2 separate regions of the Homo sapiens genome follow, and region 1 is linked to region 2. A link is a loop called in an ENCODE intact Hi-C map of the cell type or tissue named here. Cell type or tissue: IMR-90. All regions are shown on one strand. Each heading gives the region's core, and the rest is flanking DNA. Links, peaks and the distances in the headings are about the cores only.

Region 1 (5,354 bases), core at 355-5,354, 650 kb after region 2:
TAAGAGAAAGAAAGTTAAGCAACTACAGGAAATGGCTTTGGGAGTTCCAATATCAGTCTATCTTTTATTCAACGGTAGGTAATTTCCTTTTGTTTTGTTAACTTTATATCAGTGTAAAATGTGAATAGAATTTATTTTCTCTGCATTAGAGAGAAGTTGGCTTCTAACAGTTGTTCTTTATGACAAAGATCAGAGTAATGAATCTGTGGATTAATTTAGTTTCTTATGTCCTGTATGTTCCTTTCCTAATATATTTTGACACCTTTTTTGAGACCTCCAGAATGTTTGCTTTATACAATTGAAGAGTAATTGATACATTTAGCTACTATACTATAGGGTTCTTATTTTTTAATTAATATGTAAATGTATCAATGGTCTTAAATATTGGGTTTTTATTTGCTTTAATCCTAATATAGTCAATGGAATGGATGAGAAACTGTAAGTATGTTGCCCTAGTCACGTTATGGATTTCAACTGTAATAAATTAAAAAAATAGAAATTGGAATAAACAGAATAAGAATACTTTCCATCTGTTGCTTGTACATAGAAGGAGGCTCTCTGTTAAAGATGCTTTTGCCCCCTTAATACAGCAATGACAGCACTGACCGAAGAGGCAGCCGTGACTGTAACACCTCCAATCACAGCCCAGCAAGGTAACTGGACAGTTAACAAAACAGAAGGTATTTTCTTCCCATTTTCATATTTCACAAGACTTTTCTAAAACTTGGGAGAGAAATTTGGATTGTGATAAAAGCAATATTGGCCATTTTTAATATATATTTTATTATTAGATAATCAGCTCTTTTAGCAGGATGCTGTTAAATTGAAGTGACAGATAAATGTGCCAGGAAATAATTGCCTTTTTAAAAGGAGGAAGTTAAGCAAATGAGACAAAAGCTGTCTTCAGTTACTGTCTTGAATGTGAAACAGGCCACATTTTCTGCTTCATTTCTGCTTGGTTCCCAATAACCCCTGTGTGTACAGAGACAGTTTGTCCCCATTTTGGCATTCTTGATGAGCAGCATTATATTTTGATCTGTGATTATAAGCTTTGATGCCAAAGACATTATGGCTACAAGATGAACAGCACTTTCCCTCATCTTTGGAATGACCTTTTTTTCTTGTTTGCTTTGGAGTTTTTGTTGTTATTTTAGCATATGCTGTATTTCCTAACCACTTGTACCCAATTTTTGTTGTTGATGGTAATGATATATTTTCTTTTGCACTTAATTATTATCACAGTGGCTTCTGGATGCTCTTGAGCATCAGCGTTCTTTCTCTAATCTGTTTAAACTCTTAGAGGTGAAACTTGGAAAGCTTGTTGCTTACCAAGACCTGTGACTGAGTGGTTATGATTCTTCTGCAAATCGCATCCTGATTGCTATGTGAAGGCTGGCAATTTGATTTAGGACAGAGGAAACAATGTCTTGCACTCAGAGTCAGGCAAATAAAGGAAGATTGTCATATCTCAGTGTTCTTCATGTCACCAATAATTTAAAATTTTAAATGATTGTCTCGAAATATTTTACCCATTTGATTTTTTGAATATCTGTTGATTTGCAAAACGAAATCAATGTGGGTTATAGAATAACTTTTAGCCAACTATTTGTCTTCTAAGCCTTCAAACAAAGAGGAAACACCTTATTATAATTATTATATTCAGTACTATATTATACTGGCCTGGCACAGTGGCTCGTGCCTGTAATCCCAGCACTTTAGGAGGCCAAGGCGGGCAGATCACCTGAGGTCAGGAGTTTGAGACCAGCCTGGGCAACATGGTGAAACCCTGTCTCTACTAAAAATACAAAAATTAGCTGGACGTGGTGGCGCATGCCTGTAATCCCAGCTACTCAGGAGGCTGATGAAGGAGAATTGCTTGAACCCAGGAGGTGGAGGCTGCAGTGAGCTGAGATGGGGCCATTGCACTCCAGCCGGGGTGACAGAGTGAGAGTCCGTCTCAAAAAAAAAAAAAAAAAAAAAAAAGAAGATAATATACTGCAGAAAATTAAAGAAGCATAGTTTTCTCTCAATGACTGACTTCGTAATAGCATGCTCAGTACTAAATTTTTTTTTCTTCCTTAATGGTGAACAGCAAATAAAATATTTTGAGTTACAAGTAATAATAATGGTAAAAAGGAATCCAATACAGTCATCCTCCGTTATTGGTTGAACATTGGTTCCAAGACCTCCTCCTCCTGCCCAGAGGGTACCAAAATCCACAGATGCTCAAATCCCTTATATAAAATAGTGAAATATTTGCATATAACCTATAGACACACACCCATGTACTTTAAATCATCCCTTGATTAGTTATGCCTAAAACATTGTAAACGCTATGCAAATAGTTGTTATACTGCATTGTTTAGGGAATAATGACAAGAAAAGTCAGTACATGTTATGTACAGATGCTTTTTTTTCAAATATTTTCCCTATGAGGTTGGTTGAATCCACAGATGTGGAACCTATGAATACAGAGGTACAACTGTATATCATTTCTGTATTTTTCCTTTGCTTTCTTGATGGAGAACTTTAATTTTTCCTTTTGTTTTTTATCTAACTTAAAAATATCAATCTAGTATCTTAGAAAAATTTTTATAAAGTTATGATCATTCTCATTCTTAGGGGAAAGATGAGTCTCTCTGGTATAACTTTTCTTTAGAAATGGCTTAATTCTCACATTTTTCTACCAAATCTAGTTTCAGGCTTAGTTAATCGAACTTGTTTAGTCTTGAAATAGAAAGCACCCAGCACAGTTTATAATGGAAAATTCTCACTGCCTGAGAATTAATTATTAAAATGATAAATTATATTCATCCTATTCAACAAAATGAACGTGAATTAGAAGATAATGTGTGTTCTCACCAAAATAAAGTAATACAACATAGTATTTTGTTTGTAATCTTAACATCTAAAGATTTAGCATTTTTAATATAAAAAAGAATGCCTTTTAAAACTGTTTTTTCCCTACAAACAAGTAAGATTCTCTTAATCTTAGCAAGGCAAATATGGTATACCTTTATCATAATGATGAGGAAATATGTTTATTTATAAAAATGACAAGTAAAATCCCATTAATTCTGTTTGAGAAACATTTAAGAATCAATAAAGTATGCCCCAAAGGACTCAATTAGGCAATTTTACCTAAGGGTCACTCCCACTGCATAAACACCAAGAATGGCATAGGTCTGTCTTTTGTACATCAGAGAGAATCAGGAATAAGAATCTTGTTTATTATCTCACAAGTGTAAATTCAAATCTTCGCAAGTGCTGACTTCTCAGGTGTAAAGGAAGAAAATCGAAATATTATGTGAGATCTTCTATGTTAATTAGTATTCAGACACAAGTCTGGGAAGCATCGCTCAAAATAACCTGCTAAGACTAGAACCAATGCTGCCACCTTTTGGTGAATTTGTTGCCTTTTCTGTCTTACTGCATTGCTTCTAAAAAGTGAAACAATCATCAATCCACCTCCATCCCCTAATTAATTAATAATATGTCATATGTCTAGATGATATTAACCCAGCCCTTGTGAATACAACCTGCTAAGAGAATCAATAGTTTAAAGGACACAGCACCACCCCCAAATATCCTTAAAATTAAAAATTTATTTACATATGTATTAAAAATTTACCATAAAAGTAAGACACATTTCATTTGCTAACATTGTATCTCCTTTTCCTAGCTGACAACATAGAAGGACCCATAGCCTTGAAGTTCTCACACCTTTGCCTGGAAGATCATAACAGTTACTGCATCAACGGTGCTTGTGCATTCCACCATGAGCTAGAGAAAGCCATCTGCAGGTAAATGCAAAGAAATATCCAAGTCCTAGAGACAGGAGATGAGTTTATGTCTCTGTTGTTTCATATAGTACATTTCCACACTTTTCTCTCTTTAGTTTAAAAGGGTGCATAATCTGAACATGACTTGACAGGCCTCTACATATTTGAATATCTAAGGAGTCTTTTGTCCAAACTATTTAATTCTCATTAATTAAAAACATGGTTCCCAGATTAGCAGCATCTCTTGAACCTGGGTGCTTGTTAGAAATGCAGGATCTATGCTCTACCCCAGAACTATTGAATCAGAATCTGCATTTTTAACAACATGCAAAGGTGATTTTAAGTTTTGGGGTTGTTTTCAGGATGAAATGAAGCAAACTAAGGCAAAAACATTACAGGAATATGAAGTTCTAGAGCAACTAAGATACTATTTTTATGATCATGATTTGCTCAGTATTCGCCTATGGAAGAATAGGCTAATGATTTTTCTAGAGTAAATTATGCAAGCATACTACCTTTTCCCTCTACTAATGAAGGGAAAATATGGGGCCTTAATGATTATTGGAAAATTCATAGCTGCTTCATTGCCCGTAACAGATTGGCTTTCATTTGGTATTTGCCTCTTTAATTTAAATTCCTTATTTCCATTTATTTTTTTAAATTTATTGAAACAGGTTATTTGTATTTCTACCACCGTAGGTTTTAAAATTAAACTTTTTTTCTTTTTTTAAAGGTGTTTTACTGGTTATACTGGAGAAAGGTGTGAGCACTTGACTTTAACTTCATATGCTGTGGATTCTTATGAAAAATACATTGCAATTGGGATTGGTGTTGGATTACTATTAAGTGGTTTTCTTGTTATTTTTTACTGCTATATAAGAAAGAGGTATGAAAAAGACAAAATATGAAGTCACTTCATATGCAATCGTTTGACAAATAGTTATTCAGGCCCTATAATGTGTCAGGCACTGACATGTAAAATTTTTTTAATTAAAAAAGAGCTGTAATCTGGCAAAAAGTTTCTATGTAATATTTTTCATGCCTTTTCTCATAAACCCAGACGAGTGGTAAAAATTTGCCTTCAGTTGTAATAGGAGAGTTCAAACGTACAGTCTCCCTTCAACCTATCTCTGTCTGCCCATATCAAAATTATAAATGAGGAGGACAGCAGGCCCCAAGAAAGTAGGGACTAAGTATGTCTTGTTCAAAATTGTATATTCAGTGACTTACACTATGCCTAGCACACAACACACACTGAGTAAATATTTGTTGAGTGAAATAAAATCAAGAAACAAGTAAAAACTGAATAAAAATGTATGACAAACATTGGCCATTTCTTCCCAGACGTCAACTGGGGGTATCTTCAGAAGATACTGTCTCCTGCTAAAAACCTAAGAAGATAATCACAAATAATTGTAATTATTTACATATTCATTCTTATTTCTTGTTTTTTCCACATGAGTAATTTTTCCTTAAATCCATGTAACTAGGATAAAGTCAAGAAATAAAGTGAGATACCCTAACAAAAAATATAAATACATTATTTCCCTTGCTGTACTCTAATAAGTTGTC
Region 2 (5,391 bases), core at 143-5,142:
CATCAGACAATGCCACCCTATGACCATGGTGAATCAAGACAAAAACAAGACCTCTCCGTAACCATGCATGAACACAGGCAAAGAATGAAATCTGTTTAAATCACAAACATGGCCCAATATCTCCCAATCCTGGCTAATTAGAGTGGCTATTGCTTGTTTATTGCTGACAGTTTTAGCTTGACTCTAGTCTTCCCTCTTCCTAGATAAGAATTATTGAGAGATCCAGTCATGACCTTATATCACTTCCTAACAACATCCGATCTAGAGCAAAGCCATGCTTCTCAAACCCTCCTCCAAATCACGTGACACAAGGCCACATTCTGTAAGTTCTTTCTAATGCCCTTTTAGTAAGACACCCCACCCCCTGCCCCGCACCATGTGTGTTCCTGGAGGAGGACATTGAGAACTTTAAAAATTTACCTTTTAGTAATTTCAGATTAACTTGGTTAGATTTATTGGAGAGCAAAACAATTCTCCCTCAGGTGACTTCCAAGGGATAATTATGGGATAATGTATTAGGTTGATGCAAAAATAGTTGTGTTTTTTAACAGTAGTTTCAATGGCAAAACCCACAATTATCATAAGCTAGCCTTCCAGGTTAACTTTCCTAACTTGTACAATATTTCCTTTCCTGATTTCCTCAATTTCCATTATACTTTTCTTCAGACAAGTTAATAGTCCAATGAAATTTTTTCAAATGCTCAACAATCTTCCTCATTCCCAAATAAATTTTAATATATATGTATAAGCACATATACATGCATATTCATTATATATTTGTATACTTGTCACTTTAGACAATTTGAGTATAGAACTACTTTCAAGGAGATGACAATCCAGTTTGCCTTTGGCTGGTACACTTCTTGCCATTTGCTTATATAGGCATTTTGACATTTTGAAGTTTCCTCCCATCTTGAGTACAGCTGATCCAACTATCTGGGAGTAAACAGAAAGACCAATGGACACCCACAGGAAACATGCTGAGGTGCACATGGAATGTGGATAGGAAAGAGGTCTGTTATGATAAGAAGGGCTGTGGTGAGCATCATAGCCAATGTGGGGAGCCACATTCTGCAGCTCTTGGTAAGTGAGGTCAGTGGAAAGACTTGAGTCATGAAGTGTATATATCATTCTTTCAATTCCTGAGGAAAGCTTCATGGGGGAAACGATTTTGAATAAAATGAGAAACAATTAGTTTGGTCATGTTTTATTTCACAACAAAATTTCCTGTTTTTAGTTTAAAAGGTACCTATGACTAATAACGTTTTCCCCAAATTTTCAGGATATGAAGCTTGTGTTCCTTGAGTTTGACATAAATTGTGCTTCAGGCACTTACACAAGTTGATGAATAGCAATATAATTGACTCATTGTGAATGCCTTTATTCATATTAACCTATTATGATGAATTTCAAATTATAGAGTCTAGATTAGCAGTAGAGCAATTATCTGAGCAGTGAGCTTGTCTAGAGACTATTCTATATTTTTATCTTCAGGAAGATGTCCACAATGGAGCTCCTATTAAGACCATAGCATGCTGAAAGTAAATTCCTCACTTAGAATTATTTCAAGACAACAAAGCATACAGTATTGGTATCCATGTATCAGATAAGACTTTTCAGTTGCAGAGAACCCAACTCCTTGGGAACTAAGCAATAATGTAGATTTGTTGGTTCATAAAACTGTAAACCAAAGGAAGAGCCAGCATCAGACTTCTTTTGGTCAAGATTTTGGCCTCTGTCTTCATGCTGGCTTCATCCTCAGCCTGGCTGTAACCTCATGGTCACAAAGATGGCTGCCGTAACAGCTAAGGCTGCACACTTCCTTATTCATTTCCCAAGTAGAAAGCATCACTTCTCACAATCACCAAATGATAATTCCAGATCTTTACTCAGATTGAACCAAGGTAAATTGACCATCATTGCAAGGGGTGTAAGAATATGCTGAAGACCTTCCCCTGAGCTGGAAGTGGGTCAGTCCACTAAGAAATCATGGTTACTGCGTAATTACCAGGTGGTCACTACAGTTATTTCCTTAAAGGAAAATAGGGGTCCGTTTGGAGAGGAACAGGGGGAGTAGGTGCTGGTTAGACCTGTCAAGCATCTGCCATTTTAATATCTCTATAGAAAATGATATTACATCCTACCTATAAGTGGCAGTATTGGGCTAAAAACGTGGGCTCTGGACTTAGATCGTGGCCATTGAATTCCTAATTCATCACTTACTAGCAACATGGTTTTGTGAAAGTCACTTAACTTCTCCATTTCTCAGCATTTTTATTTGTAAAACAAAATTAACAGACTCTTGTAGAGTTTCTATGAAGATTCAATGGAAAAATGCATATAAAGCACTTAGTATAGAGCTCCTCACTTTGTAAGTACTTGGAGCAACATTTGCATGTGAACTAGCCACTTGATGGTCTCTCTAAGGCATCACTTTTATCTGCTTGGGCATCTGTGTGGTGCCCAGTGTGATTTGGGGGCTTCTCTTTCCATCCTCAGGTCATTTTTATCAGCTACTGGATTCATTTTAAGCAGACTTTTGACCCAGAGACTGGAGGGTGGTCTGATACTATAAAAGCAGTGTGTTCTGGTACATCGTGGTATAAATGTTCAAAAGGAAGCCCCACCAGGGGTTCCCAATAGGGAGTTTCCTTTGCAACGTGAATATCATTCTTAAGTGGTTTGAGAACAGGGTACAGCAGCATCTTACTGGGCATCAGTTTGTGTGCTCCTGTCAGGAAAATTACCATCCAAGCCCACTAAACCCACACAGAACCATAATGTTTTAATTATTCCTTTATTACTTCCTTCAGGTAATTGGAAGGCTAAATATACTTACATGGCAATACTCTATTTTATTTTATTTTAATTGAACTTCACTCTATAAAAGACTTGGAGTTAAGGTGGGGAAAACAGGAAGAAAGGAGGAGGAATAACTAGTTAGTTATTTGTTTTTAAAACTCACCATGTGAGGGCTAAAATCAAAGCTTGGATTACATTTGGGAAAATCTACATAAACTTTGTAATGTGTAAAGTAGGCAAATTAAGAGAGATTGCATCAAGTAACTCTGCCTTGCAAAATAATTCATCTTGTGTATTTACTAAAATGACAAACTTGGTGGTTTTGAAATGTGATTTGTGTTTTTAAGGGAAGCAGTTAGGGCAGAGTAAAGAACTTCAGCTTTGGAGACAAGAAGACCTGTACTCAAGTCCTGACAGCACTGTTTATCAGATGTGTCACCTTGGAAATCCCTTGACATCTCTGAGCCTCAGTTTCCAAATCTGTGAAAGAGAGATAATAACACTATCTTTGTAGAGCTTATGGGATGATTAGAAATAATGGGCATGGTTGTCTAGTACAGTGTATGGGAAATATTAAGAGTGCAAAATAATTCTTATTTATAAAAATTTATTGTACATGTACATTTTGTAAGGAAAGATCTGTTATATAATGCAAACCACTCAGATTTCCATGACCTGTTGTCGAGTGTCCTACACCCGATCATAAAAAATTCTCCTCTTACAGGGTCTCATGGCTTCAAGTCTAAAACAGAAATTTACATACATCCTAGTGCCACTGAGGAGAGCAAATAAACAGAAACTGCCATTATCAGTCCACTAAATCTGTAGTTCTCAATCTTGGCTGCACATTGTAATCACTTAAGAAAGCTTAAAAATCCTCAGTGCCCCAACTATACTCCTGAAAAATTAAATCAGAAGTTCTGGGATTGGACCCAAGTATCAGTGCTTATTTAAAGTTCTGCAGAAAATTCAAAGTGATGCCAAGGTGGAGAACCATTGTTTTAAACCATTGCTTCTCACGCTGTAATGTGTGCTGGAATCACCTTGGGGTCTTGTGGACTTGCACATTCTGGTCCTGGGAGGTCTGAAGTGGGGCCTGAGATCCTGCATTCCCAACATTAGGCAATGCTGATGCTGCCAGTTCCTGGACAGCAGCCTTGAGTGGGGCTCTGTTTGGGGTTCTCACTCATCCTATTATGCTTATTTCTTCCTTTCTGTGCCTCCTCTGCACCCTCCAACTCCTCTCCCACACAACCATCCAGTTTTGGGGAAAAGCCTTTCATAAGAGATACTTCTCTTCCCAGGAATTACTTTTTCTGCTGAGACAGGCCCCAGTAATTTTTATTCATGAGAGTAGAATGTTATTCCTTTCCCCTGGAGTGTTTCAAATTGCTCTACTTTTCTTAAAGTGATTTTGATTTATGAGAAATGTATGCTTCTGTTTTCAGTACAAAATGATCATAATTTCATCAGAAAAAGGGAGTTGTTAAAGTATTTGACATAACTCTAACACCTCCAGAAGTTTATTTGACTGCTCTGGAAAGTTTTTAAAGACAATCATTTTGCACAACCAAAAATCAAGAAGGATACTGGTAGTGTTTGTTTAGATTCAAAACGATCAAGAATTGTTGATCCTTCTGATATTTGGATTTGAATCCCTAAAGCAGCTTTAAACCAAACTGTCTGTTTGGATCATTTGGCTAAACTTCACTGGTCAGAATATTACTTGCTGCTCTACATCTGACCTTGACTTAGGGCATAGGAAGCAGAAACTCCGGGACAAATCTGGGACTTGCCCAGTGTATGTTATAGAAATATTCACTTTAGTGGTCTGCAGAGACACCCTTCAAAGAACATAGCCAGGATATTAAATATCCATTTCTTACTTTCTTAGTTTTTTAATTCATTAGAGCTGGAACAGAAGACCAAGAGAATTGTAGGGACCAGCCCCACAGGGTCGGTGGGTTTTTCTCCCCATGTGTGGAGATGAGAGATTGTAGAAATAAAGACACAAGACAAAGAGATAAAAGAAAAGGCAGCTGGGCCCAGGGCACCACTACCACCAAGACATGGAGACCGGTAGTGGCCCCAAATGCCAGGCTGTGCTGATATTTATTGGATACAAGACATAGGGGTAGGGTAAGGAGTGTGAGCCATCTCCAATGATAGGTAAGGTCACGTGGGTCACGTGTCCACTGGACAGGGGGCCCTTCCCTGTTTGGCAGCTGAGGCGGAGAGAGGAGACAGCTTACACCATTATTTCTGCATATCAGAGACTTTTAGTACTTTAACCAATTTTGCTACTGCTATCTAAAAGGCAGAGCCAGGTGCACAGGATGGAACATGACAGCAGACTAGGAGCATGACCACTGAAGCACAGCATCACAGGGAGACAGGCCTCCGGATAACTGTGGGTGGGCCTGACTGATGTCAGGCCCTCCTCAAGAGGTGGAGAAGTAGAGTCTTCTCTAAACTCCCCCAGGGAAAGGGAGACTCCCTTTCCTGGTCTGCTAAGTAGCGGGTGTTTTTCCTTGGCACTGACGCTACCACTAGACCATGGTCCACTTGGCAACAGGCGTCTTCCCAGAT

Evidence for each region. A loop is a pair of places that touch in the nucleus more often than their neighbours do. Peaks named below come from ENCODE experiments on the same cell type or tissue, not always from the same donor. Only the 100,000 strongest peaks of a DNase experiment are listed, where the experiment ranks them.
Region 1: a loop joins it to region 2, with 6 times the contacts of the local background. A loop is called at or near these places in 6 of 110 quality-filtered maps.

Annotation. Positions count from the first base shown.
Region 1 is chr4:74,308,503-74,313,856 of GRCh38, forward strand. EPGN (epithelial mitogen) reads left to right here. Exons shown (of 5, transcript NM_001270989.2): 1 at 1-74; 2 at 591-680; 3 at 3,683-3,803; 4 at 4,516-4,668. The coding sequence starts at 32. The region is part of intron 2 of LOC105377276 (a long non-coding RNA gene); the gene reads right to left. Among named protein-coding and RNA genes, the nearest start is that of EPGN, 2.7 kb to the left of the region's middle. In IMR-90, for the core only: a CTCF peak has its summit at 3,396 (motif pointing left); a DNase peak (open chromatin) is centred at 3,389.
Region 2 is chr4:73,660,719-73,666,109 of GRCh38, forward strand. No RefSeq gene overlaps it. Among named protein-coding and RNA genes, the nearest start is that of RASSF6, 43 kb to the left of the region's middle. RefSeq lists a silencer at 909-1,114. In IMR-90, for the core only: CTCF peaks have their summits at 996 and 2,153; DNase peaks (open chromatin) are centred at 1,043 and 2,183; H3K27ac peaks cover 238 bases.